Regions from separate parts of the Homo sapiens genome. Here all the other regions are linked to region 3. A link is a loop called in an ENCODE intact Hi-C map of the cell type or tissue named here. Cell type or tissue: GM12878. All regions are shown on one strand.

Region 1 (5,000 bases), 280 kb before region 3:
TTGACATGGCGCCACTGTGCTCCAGTCTGGGCGACAGAGCTAGAATCCATCCGTTAAAAAAAAAAAAAGGAAAAAAAATATGATTTCATTCGAAGTACCTAGAATATGCAGATTCATAGAGACAGTAGAATAAATGTTACCAAGGATCAAGGAGCGGGGTAATGGGGAGTTACTATTTAATGGATACAGAATTTCATAGAAATGATAAAAAGGTTCTGGAGATGGATGGTGGTAATGGTTGCAAAACAGTGTGAGTGTACTTAATGCCACTGAACCGTACACTTAAAAATGGTTTAAATGGTGAATTTTATATTATGTGTATTTAACATTAATAAATAATAGAAAAGCAAAATGTGAAAGTGAAGATAAATAAGACAGTATTTGGTCTGAAAGTGTGCACAATAAAGAGAAGTTGCATATAGAACTTGGACAATCCCAAAGATGCATGATAAACTGTTTAAGGGGCAACAAAGGAGAGATGCTAGTCTCTGGAATAATTTAGGGCTGAGAAGAGACAAAAATCAGGAGACTGTAAGACTCATATAATGAAACAATGTGTTGAGTATAGAATCATATTTCCTAAATGACAGACTGGATGATCAGGCTGCTCTTGGGAAGTTGCACAGAGAACCTGAGGGACTCAAAAGTCAGTGCGTTACCTAAAACTGAAGCCCGGAGCTAAGTATAGAAAACCCAGGAAGTGCAGGCAAAACAGTGAGGAAGTAAAACATGGGAACAACGCAGAAACAGGACACCTGGCGATACCAGCATGGAGGTTCTGTAAAGCAAGCATTGTGGCTTCCACACCCATGGTGGTCACAGAGCAGGTGCCTAACAGGTGCTTGTTGAATGAACTACTTCTGCCAAATCCACCTTTGTCACCCAGAGCTTCTACTAACTAGTTGTTTTCTCCACATACTGTCACTTGAGACTGTCACAAGAGACAGACAGTCACTTGGTTAAGTGTTCTGAGGGGAGGAACGACTTAATCTTAAGGGGTAAATCGAAGTTTCCTGAGTGAAAAAAGAGGCGAAAGCATATGCCAGTGTGAACCTTGAAAATTTGAGAGATATCTCAGTTAATTTAGAAAGTTTATTTTGCCAAGGTTGCGGATGTGCGCCCCTGACACGGCATCAGGAGGTCCTGATGACACGTGCTCAACGTGGTCAGAGCACAGCTTGGTTTTATACATTTTAGGGAGACATGAGACCTCAATGGACATACGTAAGATGAACACTGGTTCAGTCCAGAAAGTCAGGACAACTCAAAGCAAAAGCCAGAGGACTCACGGGAGGGGGCTTCCAGGTCCTAGGTCCATAAGAGACAAATGGTTGCATTCTTTTGAGTTTCTGATTAGCCTCTCCAAAGGAGGCAATCGGATATGCATTTATCTCAATGAGCAGAGGGGTAATTTTGAATAGAATATGAAGCAGGTTTGCCCTAAGCGGTTCCCAGCTTGACATTTCCCTTTAGCTTAGTGATTTCGAGGGCCCAAGATATTTTCCTTTCACATCAGGGAAAGGAGATGGCATGAGGAAAGTCATGAAGATGTAGGCACATGAGGAAGATTGAGAAGCTACTGGGCCACCGTGTGTGTGTGTGTGTGTGTGTGTGTGTGTGTGTGTGTGTGTGTACACACTGGAGGTGGGGATGAAACTTGAAATCTAGATTGTGAAGGGTTATTACCTTTTGCCTTTCACCTTCTGTAACCACCCAGGCCCTTTGTTGGCTCAGAACACAACAATGTATTATCTATAAGTAGATTTGCTTTCTCATGTCAAGTAATAAGTATGCACACATTATTCACTGTGCTTTGAATGTTTCTAATTTTGTTTTAAGCAAATTTATTAGACTATGAGGAATCTTATATTTCGCAGTCTGTGCTGGATTTTGGGATGTTAGTAAATTGTGAGAACAGAAAAAACTCCACTGCATTCTTCAGCTTTAAAATGAGAATATTAATGTTATTCCCTGGACTCTCATGAGGATTAGCTAAAATAAATGCTAAACACTTTCATGGTTCCTGATACGCAGCTACTGTGCTATGCACGATAGTGATTAGCAATATTCTTATAAAACAAAATTACAGTAGAGCCTCTTTACCTGGCACAATCAAGACTAGTAGTGAACCAATAAAATCCATTAAAGCAGGAAGTAATTAAAATAATACATACAAGTATAAAATATTTTAAATGAAACATAAGTTTTGATCTATTTGCAAAACTTTTGATATATGATCAGAAATGTTTAGGGTGGGTCTTCTGACTGGAATTTCAAATCACCTGCTTTGTATGAACCACACCCTTGATATTTCACTTCCCATTTCTTTAACCAAACAATTTTAAAATCACTGACAAAGCATTCTCAATGTAGAATCTACCTAGATTTTTGTCACACTGAGTGTCATAAAATATTACTTTATGTCGACTTAATTGGACAGCTTTTTTCTCCCTCCCTAGTACAGTTTGCTTCTATTGAGACTTGAAAGTTTTTAATTGATTTTTAAGAGTAACATAGGGGAAGAAAAATCTTTCTTTTCACAGTTAGTGTTTTATTGGCCTTTAAAATATTTAACTAAAATGTAGAAAATAAATTTAGAAAGTAAAAAATAATTAACTAAATTATAGTATGTTACATGTGTTGTAAACAGGTTGGATTGTTAGGAAACTAACACCTCTGATGCTCTACAGTTTCCAATTCAATGGAGTCAGTTGTTAAATGCAGCAAGGGGTGGACCTTGGCTGGCCATGAGCCTCCACGAGGTGTTGGGGAGCAATGATCAGTATCACTTTGGGCCTGGGATTCAGACTGTGGTCCTCCCACCAGCAAAGTCAGCATCACTGGGAAGCTTATTAGACATGCAGGATCTGGACCCTGTCCCAGCCCTGAGAAATTGCATCTTTATTTTAGCAGAATCGCCAGGTGAGTTTCATGTTCAATACAGTTTGAAAAGTTCCTCAAACTTTTAGCAGTTATGACTGGTAAATCTTACAAAGCTCCCTTGGGGAGTTTTGTAAAATCTCTAGAGGCTGCACTCATGATCAATTACTTCAGAGTGTCTGGAGGTAGAAACTCTGCATATTAAAAAAAAAAATCAATCAACAAACCTCACTGGTGATTACAACATGCAGCTAAGGTTAATTTGTTCTCAAACCTGAGGTGAGGCACTTCAGACTTCCCTGGAGAATCTGAGAGGCACAGCTTGCCAGGCCCACCTTCAGGGTTTCTGAGTCTGTAGGTCTAGAGTAGAGCCAGATGATGCTCCTGCAGTTGGTCCAGAGACCTCTCTTTGAAAACCCGTGGTATAGGGGGCAAGCACTCCCTTTAATCTCGAGTTTTAACTAATGTTAGTAGCCTGCTTCAGTGGGGTTATTTTCAAATAGCTTCAGTTGTTGTATGCTTTTGAAGTTAGGGTCATCTTGAGTCAGATACATTTAGATAGCACTTATTTATCTATTTATTTGAGACAGGGACTTGCTCTGTCACCCAGGCTGGAATGCAGTGGTGCAATCATAGCTCACTATAACCTAAAATTCCTGGGCTCAAGCTATCCTCTCACCTCAGCCTCATGAGTAGGTGGGACTACAAGCTCATCACCATACCTGGCAAACTCTCTTTTATAGTAGAAATGGGGTCTCACTGTGTTGCCCAGATTGGTCTCAAGCTCCTCTCATTAAGCGATTCTCCCACCTTGGCCTCCCAAAGTGCTGGGATTACAGGAGTGAACCACCAAGTCCAGCCTAGGTAGCAGTTCATTTTTTAAAAGGAGATACAACGGGAGAGAAAAAGGAAAAACACGTTGAACACAAACATGTTGAAGTTTGTGTGTATGTGTACAAAATATATCTTCATCCAATTGGTCTCATTTTCTGAGCTGTCACTCCTAACACTTTCTTCCTTCTTTGAAGCTTGTTAGCCCAATTTTTTGAAAAGTACAAGTTTGTCCAATTTAAGTACCCCACATTTTTATGTGGTTGGCATATTTTTGAATACAGACCCATTTTTTTTCATGCTGTAGATGGTGTCAAATTCTGAAGGAGGCTAGAAGTAGCTGAAGTGCAAAATTGCATCATTCAAAGTACTTGCACCACATTTTCCTGAAAATCTGCTGGATCTCAGGCTGCATATTCACATCAACCATCTAAACGATTTTTCAAGCATGCTTTTTATTTTATAATCCTGCCAAGCTTAACATATGGAAAGCCTTGTGAATATTTCTTCGGGTCTTGACTCTAGGAGATTTCCAGTAACATGAATTGTCTGGGAAATAAATGTTCTCTAATTTTCAGCTGAGTCTCAAATCTACGTAGCAACACAGTTTAAGCACAATCTAATGCATATACAATTCCTGCTTATCATGAACTAATCCCATTTTACAGAAGAGAACACCAAGTCACTGCAAGATTTTTATCCTGTACTTCACACAGTTGTGTACCATGATCACTCAGGAATTTTACTTACCAGGTCAATACTCTGGAAATGAAATCAGCTTGGCTACATTTGCTGCACGGCAATAGGGTAAAACCCACACAAAATGAGAATAATCAAGCAGCGATTGAAAACAAGTGCTTCGTTTTCTGATAGTTAGAGAGCTCATTGTCAGTAGCTGACTGTCATACACCTGAATCCACACTGGTGGCTCTACCCACAAGTCATGTGGTGTGTCTAGACACCATGTAGCATGACTAAAGGAATCCAAAGGAAAGAAATGTTGCTTAGTGCCTATTGATAGCAGCTTCTCCTCTCTGAGCAAGACCATGACTAAGAGATGCCAATAACATCAGGCAAGACCAGCCTCTCTTTTCAGCCATTTCTACACCTCACTGTTCTGGGCAAAGCAGGTGAGCAGCCCAAAGGTAAGGAGAGAAGTCAAAGATTTGCTTGGTCAGATACAAAAATTCCCAGTAGCTGACAGGCCTGGCAGAACCAGAGTCTGAAAGTGTGGAAAGTCTGCATAGGGTATAGGAACATCAGAATAATAACCCATGGGCAGCAGGAAT
Region 2 (5,000 bases), 230 kb before region 3:
TCTCTCTATAAGGGTGGGTTGGAGCTTTTCCACTTTAATACTTTGGACGTTGAGAAGGGGATGTAAATCCAGCTATATCCAATGGGTCCAAGATGCCCATGGGCATCCATCTAAGTGGGTATTTGCCTTGTTCTGGTCATGGTTTTACCCTGTTCAAAGTTGGTGCCCTGCCATGTCTCGGAGGGAAAGACCTTTCTAAATCCTTTATCATACTGAGGCGGAGGAGCAGCGCTTGCCCCCAGGTCTGGTGCCTCATAAGGCAATGCTGACGCAGCCGAGACAGCCACCAAAAGAACAGCTGCTGCTGTTGCAACCATGGGAGGGGGTTGCACAGTGGCCATGGGCACGACTGCTTGAGCAGCTCCTGGAGGAACCACTAGAGCCACTACAGCTGGGTCACTGCAAGCAGAGTGGCTGCTGGATCAGCTGCAGCCATAGCATCTGGGTCCATTGGAATGGCCAGATTTAAGGCAGTAAAAAGGCCTATCTCTTCCTCATCTCTTTCCTTTTGGGTCTGGCTGTCTGGTTGGGAAGGGCCCTTTTCCCTCCCTTTACACAGCCAGCAGTTGATGTCCCACCCTGGCCAGAGTCCTGATTATGCAACAGCATGAAAACCTGGAAATAAGGCATTTCCTCCCATTTTCCAGACTTCTGACAAAACAATTCTAACTGTATTTGAGTGCAGGATTGAGTACTTCTGTTTGGAGACCAACAGTACAATTGGACTTTATACAGAGTCCAAACAGTATTGTACTAAAAAAATCATTTTTCTCTTCCTCATGGGTTCATAGCTATAGGCCATCTAGTTACCCAAGATATCTCCCAGGAGACTCCCAGAATGGATTGACACTTTGCCACCCATCTTGGCCCTGTTTTTGTACCTGTACCAATTGTCTCTGTCAACCAAATCTACAATGACAACATCTGTTTTCTCTCTTACTTCTGCACCTGTACCAGTTGTCTTGTGTAACTAGATCACCAGAAGTCAGACGGATTCTCCTGAAATTTCACTTCCAGTTTATATAACATCATGCACAATGCCAATAGGCATGTTTGTGCAAATCTCACCACAGCTGACAGTCAAGGATGTCAAAGAATGAGCTCTCTGAGCAAGTTGGTGAGTGGCAATAACTAGCACAGCTTATTTTGATACCTTGACCTTTCCCCAAACTCAGGTTCTGCTGTATTCACCACCCTGGTAAACAGTAACAGAATGACAGCTAATAAAATGATGAACCAGGAAGACAAAAAGGGTTAAAGGATTGGAGTTGGGACTGTTCAAGGATTTAGCCCAGGTGTTTTCAGTCTTTTCCTCACATAAACAGCATTGAGAAACACAAGCAGAGAGACGGCCCTGCTTAGAAAAATCTGCCAAAGAGTTCTGATGCTTTCCTCCCCGACAAGGTCTGGCATAGTTGTAAGAAGTACTCTGGGGTCCCAGGAAGGACAACTGAACCAAAAGCCAGGGAGATGGAAGTCGTTCTCCTTCAAGGCCAGATTCCTGGATTGAGCAGAGGCTGTGTGAGTCACTTTCAAGTGAAAGAGAGAAATAGAGGATGAGAAAAAGAGAGATAAGGGCCCAAATATAGATGCCACACACATACAGCTATATGTTCAGACAGCCTGATCTCAAACTGATCCCCACCAAGGGGACTAGGTAAAAACTCTAAAGCCTCAGAAAGCCCCATGAGCAACTAAGTCCAAACAGAGGAGAGTCCAAGTGGTGCCACAGATGATGTACACACAGATGGTATCACAAGCAGCTAGGTCCAGAGCAGAGCCCAAGTGACACAACGCAGAGGAGACAGAGGGTTTCTGGATGCACTCTGGTTGACCTACCCAGTTCTGAAGTTCAGTGACTTTTCAGTTGTCACTTTCCTTGCACCAGCGAAGCATGGTAGACAGCTGGTGTCATGATGGGAAATGAAGGGAGATTCCCCAAGAAAAAAGCATCTCATCATCTCCTGGGAAAATCCCTAGAGCCCCAACCACAGGGTCAGCTAGCCACAAGCAGCTGGCATTTACGAGGGGCTTTTGCCCCACCTGGTAGCTTGAACAGTTAATTTCTGGAACACTGCCACAGCTAATTGCCTAGCTCATTGGAAACCAGGAAGACAGGCAAGTGGAATCAAAATGCACAGTCCTCACATGGGGCACCAAATTTGTAACCCCAAGCAAGTCTGCTGGCTCGCTGCTCAGAGGCCAAAAATATGAGAAGCAATGTATGGTGAAAAGAAAACTTTATTCAAAGTTAGCATCTGGGGAATGGCTAGGCTTATGCCCTGAAAAGAACATTCTAAACTTTAGGCTACAGAGAGGGATTTTATTTTATTTTTTATTAATTTTATTTATATTTTTAGTAGAGATGGGGTTTTACCATGTTGAGCAGGCTGGTCTCAAACTCCTGGCCTCAAGCGATTGCCCCACTTTGGCCTCCCAAAGTGTTGGAATTATAGGCATGAGCCACCATGCCCAGCGTGGAGAGAGGGATTTTAAAAGGGGAACTTGGAATGAGAGGCATGCAGGAGTGGTGCTGTGTACAAGGTCTGTGTGTCTTGTTCCAGTGGCTCTCTTAAGTCATGGTCCACCAAGAGTGCAGGCTGTGTCATCTTAACAATGGCCAGATTGTAGACTTATCACCTCAAGGTAATCTCTAGAATTTCACAGCTGGGTCTCCATGCCTAGTTTGTCTCAAGATTAGCCCCTGGAACTTGTAAGTAGGCATATAATCAGATATGCTAGCAGTGCAAGGGAGTGTCTGATGGGAATGAAGGGAAACCAAGAGTTTTAAAGTATGTTTCAAGGCTAAAAGCAAGAAAGAAACCAAAAATGCGTTTTGAAGTTAGGCTACTCAGTTACATGTGGGCTGTTAAAAAATCAGTTTCTGAGCCACATCTAGCCTGCAGACTACAGTTTTCTGACCCCTTCTAAATGCTTTTATGATTTTCCCTTTTATCCTTGATTTTCAGCCTTTTAACTATGAGATATATAAGTGTGTTTTACTTATACTTATTCTGCCTCAGGAGTACTAAACTTCTTGGACCTGAGGGTTGATGTCTTTGGTCAATTTTGGAAAATTCTTGGCTATTATAAGTTTAATTTTTTTCTGCCCCACTCTCTTCTCTCTTTCATTTCCCATATGTTATATTATTTAAAATATCCATGCATGTAGTGAGTTCTCTGCTCGGTAATTTGATTTATTTTATTTCTTTGTATTTCAGTTTGGTTATTTTTTATTAAACTTTGTGTTCACTGATCTTGTCTTTTGCTATGTCCAGTCTGCTGTTAAGTTCATCACATAAACTCTTTATGTCTTATATTTTTCAGCACTTATGTTTCCATTCAGTTCTTTTATCTAGTTTCCACTTCAATGAAATTTTCCATTTGTTTATGCAAATTGTTCACCACTTCCACTAGATATTTATAAACATATTTATTACAGTTATTTTAAAACCTTTGACTGCTAATTCCAACATCAGGGTCTTCTGTGGTTCTGCTTCTGTTGATTGTTTTATATGCTAGGTTATAGGTCTTATTTTTCTGCTTCTTTGTTTCTTGGTTACTTATTTTTATTTTTTTGTAAGCCAGACATTGTATGAAAAAAAAAAGAGCCTGGAAGGAATAATGTTTACCCCAAGATAAGATCATACAACTTTTTCTCTCAGACTGTAAGTATGAGGCTGATTCACTCTAATATCCAATTAAGCTGGGTTTCGTCTTGTTGCAGCTTTAGAATGATTCAGCCTACCACTGACTTCAAATGTTTTATGGTGAGAACAGAACTTTCCCTAAGCCGAGCTTAGGATCTGAACACCACTGGGATGATGTACTTATCTTTATGCTGCATAGTCAGCCACTAACCTTCTGAACTACAAGAGATCTCTCTCAGCTTTATAACTCAGCAATCAGCTTTTTTGGAGTCCCCGGGGAGTTCTCACTCCGAAGCCCTTGCCTGGATTTCAGTGCTTTGGGAAATCTCTCTACTCTGCTGCCCTATCCTTACCTTTCAGTAAAGACTGAATGCACCTTAGTGCAGCGGTTCTCTCTTAACTCTTCTTTTTCCAACCTTCATCTGGGTATTTCTGTTCTGTTAATAAGGCCCATGCAACTTGTGGAGGTGGGATCTCACCTCGCTCTCCTGTCTTATACCCTGCCTTTGAGTGTGGCACTATCTTACAGGCATAAAAGCCCTGTGCTCTTTGGGATAAGGCCAATCTTGCTCAGTTTTCTTCTGCCCTGTTTTGGTTACCTGCTGACTTTCATTTAGGGAAGGCACACTTTGCCTCAGAAATGCTCTGTTTTCCTCCTTTGCCACCAGCCCTCTGTGGGTTATTCTCATGCACTCAATTAAGGCATCATGGGAAATATTTGAAGATTGGATGCATATTTGCTTTATTAATGTGGATCCTTGGGGTTTCTATTCATTGTGCTTGCCCAGATGTGTGAATTTGAAGTGTGTCAAAAGTTAGGCTGGTTTCTCCTTAGCCCTACCTCTGGGGTCCTTAATTATCTTTCTTCCATGTCCCTAGAAATGAAAATAGCCATAAGACCCTTCTTTCCTAGAAAGCATTTATTTCTTCCTGAAACAAAGCTGATTTGTATTTTTTTTTTTTTTTTGAGATGGAGTCTCGCTCTGTTGTCCAGGTTGGAGTGCAGTGGCGCGCTCTCGGCTCACTGCAAGCTCCGCCTCCCAGGTTCATGCCATTCTCCTGCCTCAGCCTCCCGAATAGCTGGGACTACAGGCAGCCACCACCACGCCTGGCTAATTTTTTGTATTTTTAGTAGAGACGGGGTTTCACCATGTTAGTCAGGATGGTCTCGATCTCCTGACCTCGTGATCCCCCTGGCCTCGGCCTCCCAAAGTCCTGGGATTACAGGTGTGAGCCACCATGCCTGGCCAAAAATTATAATTTTTAAATTTTTCTTTAATTTTTTCTTACTATTAGGATATGTGATGGTCTCTTGCTCTTGGAAACTTTCTACATTCTAATCCGGGTAAA
Region 3 (5,000 bases):
TCTCTATAGGAACCAGCCATGCAACCCTGACCCCCAAAAAGACACTTCCCCTCCCTGGGTCTCCGGCACAGGTGTTAGTGAAATGAAGAAATAATGTCACAGCATCCCTGAGTGTCCTTCTAGTTTGTTTAAGGAATATACATAAAGCCAGCAGGATTTGAAATGAAAGCAATTATGCTTTGTGCCTTTATTCAACCTTTATTCAACACACATGGTCGTGTGTTGAAAGAGATATTAAATCTCACAGGGGAATTATAGAGATAAGAGCCAGCATTTGTGTGGCAGGGAAAGAATCCTATCTAAAAAGATACCTCCTCCTCCAACATTGGCCCATATGCAGTTCCTTGAAAGATACCTCCCGCAGCACATCTGCTGCCCCAACAGCCAGAATTCTGTGCCAGAGCCCACAGCATGAGCAGTGCAATTTCTCACTTCCCCAGAGTCTTCTCAGAAAAGAAATAGAGAACACAAGGGAAATGACCAAAGCCAAGTGAGTGGTGATTTCTCTGTCTGCCAAGTTGCTAAGACATGTCAGCTCTACTAGCTCTTGATCAGGGTGGGTGCCAACAAGTCTGAAAAAGCCTAGTACTACCAGGCAATCACGCTTCCCACTGAGTCCTGTCCTAGAGGATGAGATTGACCTTAGTGGCCTGTAACGCTGCAGACACAGGGAAAAGTTACTTGGAACAAGAAAGAAAAAAAATGTAACACTCGTACTTTATGTGTTTTCAGTTAACAATATGGCTGTGGAAGAAAAAAATAAATGAGCAAAATTTATAAAAAAAAGTATAAGTACTTTCCAGGAACTATAGAAGTACTTGGTTCTTTCCAAAGTATTGTCCAATACGGTAGCTGCTGGGCCCTTGTAACTATTTACATTTATATTAATTAAAATTAAACACAATTAAATCTTGAGTTTCTCAGTCACATGATCCACATTTCAAGTGCTCAATCGTCACACGTGACCACTGGCTACATATAGACAGCTACAGATACAGAACATCTGCATCATCGCAGAAAATTTTATGGGATAGAGCTGCTCTAAAAAGCTGAGTAGGCTGGGCGTGGTGGCTCATGCCTGTAATCCCAGCACTTTGGGAGGGCGGGGCTGGTGGATCACTTGAGGTCAGGAGTTCGAGACCAGCCTGGTCAATATGGTGAAACCCCGTCTCTACTAAAAATACAAAAATTAGTTGGGCATGGTGGTGGGCGCCTGTTAGTCCCAGCTACTCAGGAGGCCGAGGCAGAAGAATTGCTTGAATCTGGGAGGCAGAGGTTGCGGTGAGACGAGATTACACCACTGCACTTCAGCCTAGGGAGACAGAGCAAGACTCCGTCTCAAAAGATAAAAAATAAAATAAAAAGCTGAGTATATCAAAGAAAGTGGAAAACAAACCAGCATAACATCAATGAGGTTGCCTCCCATATCACTACTTGTTTAGAAGAAAATGTTAATTATTTCTATTTGTTGGCAAATCCTCTACCTGTTTCCTGTAGCTTTGGCACTTTACCTCACAGCTTCCGCTTAGCTGTTAGTCAAAGTCACAGCATTAAAACAAAAGAGTAGCACTTCCTTCAAGTTGGGAAGTGTCTGGACTCCCGCTAGTCTTTCAGAAAATACTACCCAGGCAGCTCCTCAAGCTGGGCCCTCACTTCCATCTCCTTTCTGTGAGCAAATCGAGTCATCTGCCCTCACGGCCTCTACTCCCACTGTGTAATTAACTCCCTTGGGTTTTCACTGAATGAGTGACTCAGCAAAATGACTTTTTAAATGAACGTTCACATTTAGCAATTCTGCCCACATACAAACTGGGACTGGAACTGACTTTTTAAGTAAACATACTGAGACTTTGATAACTAAATTAGTGGGTTTTGTTCCAAATAGTCACCCTAGCAGGTAACATCCTGCTTCCAATCATACAGATGTGTCTCAGATCACTGCTGGAACATTTCTTAGGGAATTGGCTTCAAGGCACATGTAAGTGTAAAGTGACAAAACGTTCTTTAATAAGGGATGTGGATGTCTTCTCGCGCTCTCCTCTTTAGAGTGTCTCTGAAAACTAAGAGGCCACAGAACTTTTGATTTTACAAAGCAGGTCACAAGCCTTCTGACCCTTGGAACTATAAATACATGCCTCCAAAATTAACACGGGAGGCATATAGGGACAATCACAAGGTGCATATTCATTTGTCTGTCAAACAGATGAGACATTTTAATTGTCTTTTTTTCTACTTTACTGTATAAATTTATGTGCGATTCTGTCCAGACTTTATAGTCACTTCCATGCTGCTGGATGTGTGTGTAAATCTGATAATGCTCACCAGGTAATAAATGGTTTCTCCCTCTTCTCTATGTTTCAGAAGGGTCTTGTGTTGGCAGAATTATATTTCCCCAACAACTGAAACACATGCATTTAAATATTTTAAACCTGTATGTTCACAGGCAAATTTGATTCTTGGAACCCCTTTCAAAAGTCACCTGGAATTTGAGTAGTGGTATGAATGATCATTTAAGATTATAGAGTTTGGGATAAAAAATGAAGCAGGTTTTTCTTTTGGTTTTTTAATATGACTCACAGGTTAATTTCCAGGAATACTTCTTTGAAGGGGATGAAAACTTGGGTTCATTTAAAAAAAAAGTCCTATTACTTTATAATTCTACCAAGTATATAATACATATAATATATTCAAAACACCTAAACAGATTTTTATACTCTCAGTAAATGATTTTTTCCCTTATTTTTATACATGTCCTTAAAATAAATGGACTTCATTAAAGATACCAGATATCCCAGCAATAATTTACAGATATTGGATTTAAAGAGCACATAGTAAAATTCAGTTGAGTCAAAAGAGTAGAAAAAGCTAATTTTGTATCATTTTCCCCATATTCTGAGGACCTATCATTGGCTGTATACAGAACGTAAAATCAAATACAATATTTTCCCAATATTCACAATCTATTTGATTAACTCCCCAGATGCAAACATAAAGAGAGGAGAAAGAAGCCTCAGGAAAGAGATTTTGACAAGACTGAACATGGCCAGCACCATCTCTTTCTGGGAACAGGCATGAAGGATTAGTTGGTGCCATCTCTCCAGCCCTCTGAGGTGGATGGCACACTGTTGAGGTGCCGGGTGATCACATGAGCTACCGGTTGGATATTACTGGAAAGGCACGTTCTCTCAGATTAATGTGTTGCTGTTGGTCCTCCTCTGATCTCCACGAAGGCGCCAGGTATATGCATCCATCTTGGCGATCTTCAGGTGGTGTGGCAGAAAAAGCACCCTATACCTTGCCAGGAGTTTGGAAACCCAGGTTCTCAAGACAGTTTCTCGATCAGTGAGTAGGATGACTTTAGCAGGGCCCAGACACTCCCTGTACCCCAGATTATGGATCTGAAAAATGAGGGGAAGTGATGATCTCTAAGATCCTTTTACTAAAGGAGCTAAGACTCAGACTTAGCTCCTTTAGGCCAGTGTCTCTTGAATTTGAAAGACCCTGAGAATCATGTAGGAGCACTGGTTTAGAAAAAGACAGATTGTTGATCTTTATCCCAAAATCTTCAGGGAAAGGGACAGGGAAACTAAATGTTTAAATGAAGACTCAGGTGAGACTGCGATAGAACAATGAAGGGTAAGGAGCCACCCGAAGTCTCCACTGTTCTACCTAGCTTTGATCTCATTTTAGAATGAAAAGTTAAAAACTCTATCTTTATTCCTATTTTTCAACTATACTCAGATATTAGCATTTTAGCAACTAAAGAGCAGGGCCATATCTCTCACTGTTATTCTTCCAGTGCATAAAGTAGTGAATCTCTAAATTTGTCCAGGGTATTTAATAGACTTCATTTTAAGTGAGAATGAACATCAAGAAGGGAGAAAGAAGCCTCAGGAAAGAGATGTTGACAAGACTAAACACGGCCAGCGCCATCTTTGCCAGCATTTGGAATTTGTTGGGCTGTTGCAAATATAAATGGTTATTTTTTTCCCAAAAGAAAGGGATGAGGAGGAAGATATGAAGGAGAGGAAATAGAAACTCAAATCTGGTTGCAAAATGACCTTTGTTACCAATGATCCCACGAATATTGTAGCAGACAGTCAAATGGATATCAATCAAGTGGATTACAGTGTTTCCCTTCCCTGACCTTTGCAATACAGGCTTACTGAGAAAGAAGGCAGGGCAGGAAGAGGCTGGACCAGGAACACCAGCCCATCTCTAGTTCACTACTTTAGGAGTGGCTAATGAATGGTGCCCATCAGGTGTTTCAGAAGGTTCTGAACAAGCAGGGCTCAAACTCAGCCAACAGCCACATCCACGAGCACTCAGACAAAGACTATAGAACAATAGAATTCCCTAGATTGTAATAATTGTAGGGTTTAAGTCTATAAGGCTTATAGCAGATTTCAAGGGCCCTTTCCAACAAATAACAAATATGTGCATATCCGCGCACGTGCACGCACACACACACACACATATTTTGGATTCTATATGTCTAGGCTGATATATGCATTGTACCCTATGAGGTTCCAAGTGGCTACTGAAAGCAGAAAAACTGAATTTTATTCTCAAATAGGAAGAAATTGAAGATGTGTCTCAATAAGAGATTTTTTCTTAAGTGAAAAATTTTCTTTTTCTTAAAGAAAATGTACAGACTTCCTAATCCTTGAAGTACACAAATAGCCTAACTTGTTTGAGAACTCCATCCCTGCAAGTAATCTCAGATTGGAACTGAGGCCTGAAATACAACCAATATCTGACCTTACTACTTCCTCGTTGCTTTCTGATAATTTGAGGAACATTTGGATACCATGCTCAGACTGACCAACAAATAAATGGCCAAGAGCCAGCTTGAGTGGCAGCAAAATCCATAAAACTGACTTGCATTAAGAAATCAGCTTGTGTTGCAGGAGGTCATCTCAGCAGAGGAATGCAGTGGTATCTGACATCTGACTGCCCTTTCATGGTTTTATGCTGGGGGGTAAAACCTGGACCCACAG
Region 4 (5,000 bases), 560 kb before region 3:
CATATGGAACTCTAACACTGACATTCGCCTAAACATGATTTATTTCATTACTTCAAATTCCTATCTATATACATAATAAATACCGACTCCTTTGGAGTATTTAAATTTCTTTACTTTCGATGGAACAGGCAATAACACTAGCTTCCTTTAAGAAGCAACTTCGTAAGATGAACTTAGGGTCAGTCAGACTTGATATCCAGCTCCAACTTTTTGGCGAATCCCTTAACCTACATAAGCCTCAACTTTTTTGTCTATAACAGAGGCAAACTACCTACCTCATTAAGATTAAGAGGTTTAAATAAGGTAAAGTAGGCAGAGCACCTGGTAGCTGACCTCACTGTTTTTACATTTTCTGTTTCTTCCATGGTGAACAAGGCTGTCTTAGGAAATTGTGAACAGGCATATTCCCAAAGGAAATGAATGATACTAAATGGGAGCCAGGAGTAGCCCTTGAACATTTTACAAAGCTTTAGCTTTGCTCTGTGTTAACAATTCCTGGCCTGCACAGGCAGCTAGTGAGAAAAATGATACTATTGAAGGCATGATATTGGAATGAGAATGGAATTCAAGTATCTCAGTAATAATAATGAGAAAAAAAATACAGAAATGCAAGAAGCTATGGTTAAGCATTGCATTTTGCCACTGAATGTCAAGGCAATTTTTGGATACTCTGATTTTTGTCTAAATGATTTTCTCCAAGATTAGATGGCATTGTAATGCCACCAAATAAATAATGCTTACATTCTGGTTCCACAGCTGACTGATGGCTTCTGAGTAGAAATTGAATGAACAGTTTAATGGTAGTTCAAATAGTAGCAAATAGTTGTTTGCCAGTTTACAATCACTTATTCTCATTCGCTCTCTGTCATTTTCTGAGCTATGTTGCAGTTAAGAAAGCTGTCATACAAAATGAAAGTGGCTTTTTCAAGCAGAAAACAAATGTACTCTGGCTGGCAGACTGGCATTTAATCATTCAGTCTCTTAGAGTCATTACTCTGCTGTGAGCATAAAACATCCTGCATTGTTTATGGAGGAGGAGATAGGCTGTGAACACCTGGCCCATGTGGCATCTTTTGCCAACCTCTGCAAGTAGGTACCACCGAAGTCTTTGTTGTCAGTCTGGGAAGTGATCCTTCTTGGTGTGACAGCTGGGTTTATCAGCAGTGGCAGCAGTAGAATGCCTCTGGGACTATGGCTCCCAGATTCAAACCTCCTGGTTTGGGGGTGAGGGTGTTATAGGGTGGTACTCACTCTTTGGCTTGGATCATGGTATCACTCTCTATGGCTCAGTGATTGGAAGCTATTTAAAATACAAGTTTCCTGTGGTCCTCTCTGATTTTTCACCCATTTACATAAACGAGTTAACAAATGTAGACTCTAGTGTCTTCTGATAACACTGAAAAAAATAAATATTCCCTCCAGTTTTAGAAAATGCAGGAAGGCATAATCACAAATGTAAAGGAAACATTGCTGATATTCTGGAGGATTGGATGAATGGATCTCTGAAAATCTCCAGACGGGCTTGCAGGTAAACCTAAGAGTTTAAAGCAGAGGTTGGCAAACTTTTTCTGTAAAGGGACACACATTGAATATCTTTGCTTTTTTCTGCAATCTACTCTCTGTCATAACTATGCAACTCTGTTGTGTGAAAGCAGCCACAGACAATATGTAAACAAACGGGCACAGCTGTCCATAAAACTTTATTTTCCAAAACAGAGATGGTTTGCCTTTCCGAATGATTTGTGTACATCCAGAGCCCCTTCTCCCACCCTTCTCCACCATCCCCCTACCCAACCCCATGCATTTTAGTGGGCTGGTGTCTTTGGGGAGAAGGTAAAAGGTGTTGATTAAATTCACCTGCACAGAGCAGTGGCAAATTACGCATGCCCACAAGTGGGCGCTGTGCTCCCTAGCACCGGCCCCAGGTAGCTCACGATTAGATAATACCATTCCTAAAAATTCAGAAATAGCTGATTTTCCTCTGGACTCTATCTGTACCCTCCAGGTAGAAGGGTAAAATAAAGATGTTGTGTTATTGAAAGAGAAGTAATGTATTTTCTTCTTTCCACTGGTTGAATATATAAATATATCTGGTTAAATGTTTCCTTCTGAAGCCACAGTCTCAATTCCTTTGAGTGAAACGAATATTTTGATGAATATTATTAATAGAACAGCCTCAAGGATTGGAAAACTCAAACTTTGGAATTTTCTCCAAGTTATCATGCATGCATATTCACACTTAGGCTTTCCATTTGTATGTCTTTTAGAATAGTTCCTTGGAATACCACAATTTTTGCTATATTTAATTGTTTCTCATAAAGGGCTATTAATACTGTACTAAGTTTGGTTAATTCAATTAATTTAAAAAGATGCTCATCTGTCCTCTACTCTATACAATTCAAATTCTTCACTTTCCAATGCTGTGTTCAGGCGTTCTCTCCATGTATTCCATAACATTCCTTTATTACAGATGATGGACTGCAGAAAGTTCTCATTCTTTCTTCTATGCTTTGACATTTGGAGGTTCCTTTATGAGGAACCAGTGGTATAATTGTCAAAGGTGTGGACAGCAGAGTTTCCATTCAATCCACTATTTGGTTCCAGATAATTATTAGGTATCCTCCATTTCAGGAAAAATATAGATTGATATTTAAAGGACCAGGTGCATTGGCAAGGCGGGTTATCATACATGAAAACAGAAGAGACTAAACTAGGTTGTTTAATTTGAAAGAAGGCATGAGACCATTGAATATATCATTAGGAAAACTTAGAGAGAATGTATTAAATTTGTGATTTATATTGTTTTTTTACGTGTCAAAAGTATTGATGTAGACTCAGGAGCAGGGATTGGCTTAACATTTTTTTGAAATAAAATGTGTTATAAATAAATAAATGATGGCTGCCCTTAGGCCTCTGTGTGCCTTTCATTGTTGCCAAAAGAGATTCATACCATCTTCTAAATCCAATTAGACTACCCATCAGAGGTGTTAGAAGTCAAACTCTTCTAGGGAAGTCTGTACAGCAAAAACAATCTCTATTTTTCCCTTACAGGAAAGATCATGATAAATCAATGCCAAGCTTGCAAGTACATTTGTATCTCTACTGAAATTCAGCACCCTACTGAGTTCTCTAAGGCACAGGAAATAAGAGAAATACCAGGAATGTTTTCACAATAGAACGTGAAGAAAAATGTCTTATTCATCAGTTCCCAAGACTCAGCTTCAGGAGCTGAAGTTAAAACCACCACATATTATCAGGAGTTGATAATAGGTTATTTGCTTTCAGTAAGAAATAGAAAAAGAAAGGCCAGAGGGAAAAATAAGCTAACACCAGTTAAAAAGAGATATTTTTGTTATTAAAGTGTTAGGCGGAAACTTACACCCATGCAGGATTTTGTGAATCGCCTGGCACCCCTGCATGTCAGGGCCATCCTTCCTGCAATAGTTGCGTCTTTCATCTTCTCATCATGCAGCCACATAAGGATCTTTCTTATTAGATCTGGTTTGATTTCCACCCCTTGTGAAAAATTGTTTAATGCCATTGTCAGAGCCGACAGTGCTTGGAACATTTTAATCTTGTAAAACGCTCCCCTCAGTTACACAGGGGAGTCTGCTTTTGAGCTTCCGATGTTATCTTGAATGATAAGGGCCCTGCATGCACATCTCTTTCCAATTTATTTTATTAACATCCCTAACATCTCAGATAATTTTAACGTATAGTGATATATCATGTTCCTCTAACAGTTAGCAAGCGCATTCTAAAGTTATCTCTGTAAACACATCCATTTTACTCTTGGTATAAAACTGCTGTTTGAAGGGTGGTGGTAGAAGGAACTGAAATGAATCATGAACAGATACAACCATGCTGCCAAGTAGAATGCTAAGAAGAGGGATGAGGAGAGGGCATGGAAAACCTTGGTATAGGGGAAATGGAAAGAGGTGAGAAATATTTCAGGCATGGAATCAACAAGAGGAGATAAAAGTGAGAGAGGGGAATTAAGTGATTTCCAAGGTTTTGATGGGCAAGAAGAAAGTTGCCAGGGCTAGTTTCTGCAAATCGTTTAGCAAGAATTACTTGCTGCACCATTTAGTTAAACGACAGTGTGTGCACAGAGGACCCAAGGCAAAATGTTGCTAGTTTTTTTCATTCGCTTATTCATTCATCAGTTTGTTCATTCCTGCCTGGATTGCCTATCTACTGGGTTCCCAATAATCTTAGAAAATACAGAGAAATAAAGCATGATCTCTGCTTCCAAGGTTCCCAGCAGGGGGAGGTGTGCATGTGACTACCATAGCCTACAGGATGAAGGCATGACCTCTTCTGAGGTGCGGAAAAAGAAGAAATACAGAGCAGGAAGAGTCCATACAAAACAACTCCACAGAGGAGATGGTGTTTAAGCTGAGCCTTGGAGAATGAGTAAGAATCCATCAGGGAGAAAAAATAAATAAAAGGATCCTTTTAGGCACAGGAAACATGAAGCAGAGAAAATTCTGAGTGCGCTCTCCCCTCCTCCTGGTATCTCCTCCCTCCTTCCTGGTGTTCTGCTGCTACTGGGCTCTGTTGCCTTCAATAAAATACCATGGTCTTTTATCATAATAGTCACAAAATGGCAGCCATTCCACAAACCAGTTTTTCCCTCTGGACCTTGATTCCTACACACTGGCAAATGACAAAGTTTTAGAACCCCTTTATTACAATGCATTTTGCAGGGGATCAGATGGAGTGGGGTGCAATCCTTCAACCTAGAAAACCAAGGCGGGACAAGTTCCTGCTTGCATTAAAGGTTTGTCCTGTCTGAGTAAAGACACTGCAAACAAACTGCTGCCACACAACCAAATAGGAAGACAGATTTAATTCCCAATGTAATCAGGGCATTCAAGCCAATTAAGAGATACGATAAACAGATTGGAGAGCAAAATGTATAGCAGGGGGTCATGCTCCCAGGAGATATACAGTTTTCCCAAGGAATTTAAAAAAGAAGTAAGTAGCTGCAGGCAGAA

What was found. A loop is a pair of places that touch in the nucleus more often than their neighbours do. Peaks named below come from ENCODE experiments on the same cell type or tissue, not always from the same donor. Only the 100,000 strongest peaks of a DNase experiment are listed, where the experiment ranks them.
Region 1: it touches region 3 in a loop (2.8-fold over the local background); 1 of 110 quality-filtered maps calls a loop at or near these places.
Region 2: it touches region 3 in a loop (6-fold over the local background); 1 of 110 quality-filtered maps calls a loop at or near these places.
Region 4: it touches region 3 in a loop (3-fold over the local background); 1 of 110 quality-filtered maps calls a loop at or near these places.

Annotation. Positions count from the first base shown.
Region 1 is chr18:51,998,617-52,003,616 of GRCh38, reverse strand. No RefSeq gene overlaps it. Among named protein-coding and RNA genes, the nearest start is that of DCC, 340 kb to the left of the region's middle. In GM12878, no CTCF peak of the experiment used is centred here; a DNase peak (open chromatin) is centred at 3,022.
Region 2 is chr18:51,950,636-51,955,635 of GRCh38, reverse strand. No RefSeq gene overlaps it. Among named protein-coding and RNA genes, the nearest start is that of DCC, 390 kb to the left of the region's middle. RefSeq lists enhancers at 1,857-2,126, 2,772-2,831, 2,862-2,911. In GM12878, no CTCF peak of the experiment used is centred here; DNase peaks (open chromatin) are centred at 1,885 and 2,649; H3K27ac peaks cover 3,411 bases.
Region 3 is chr18:51,722,248-51,727,247 of GRCh38, reverse strand. No RefSeq gene overlaps it. Among named protein-coding and RNA genes, the nearest start is that of LINC01630, 330 kb to the right of the region's middle. In GM12878, no CTCF peak of the experiment used is centred here; DNase peaks (open chromatin) are centred at 456 and 1,877; H3K27ac peaks cover 2,475 bases.
Region 4 is chr18:52,285,488-52,290,487 of GRCh38, reverse strand. No RefSeq gene overlaps it. Among named protein-coding and RNA genes, the nearest start is that of DCC, 52 kb to the left of the region's middle. In GM12878, a CTCF peak has its summit at 1,894 (motif pointing right); a DNase peak (open chromatin) is centred at 1,906.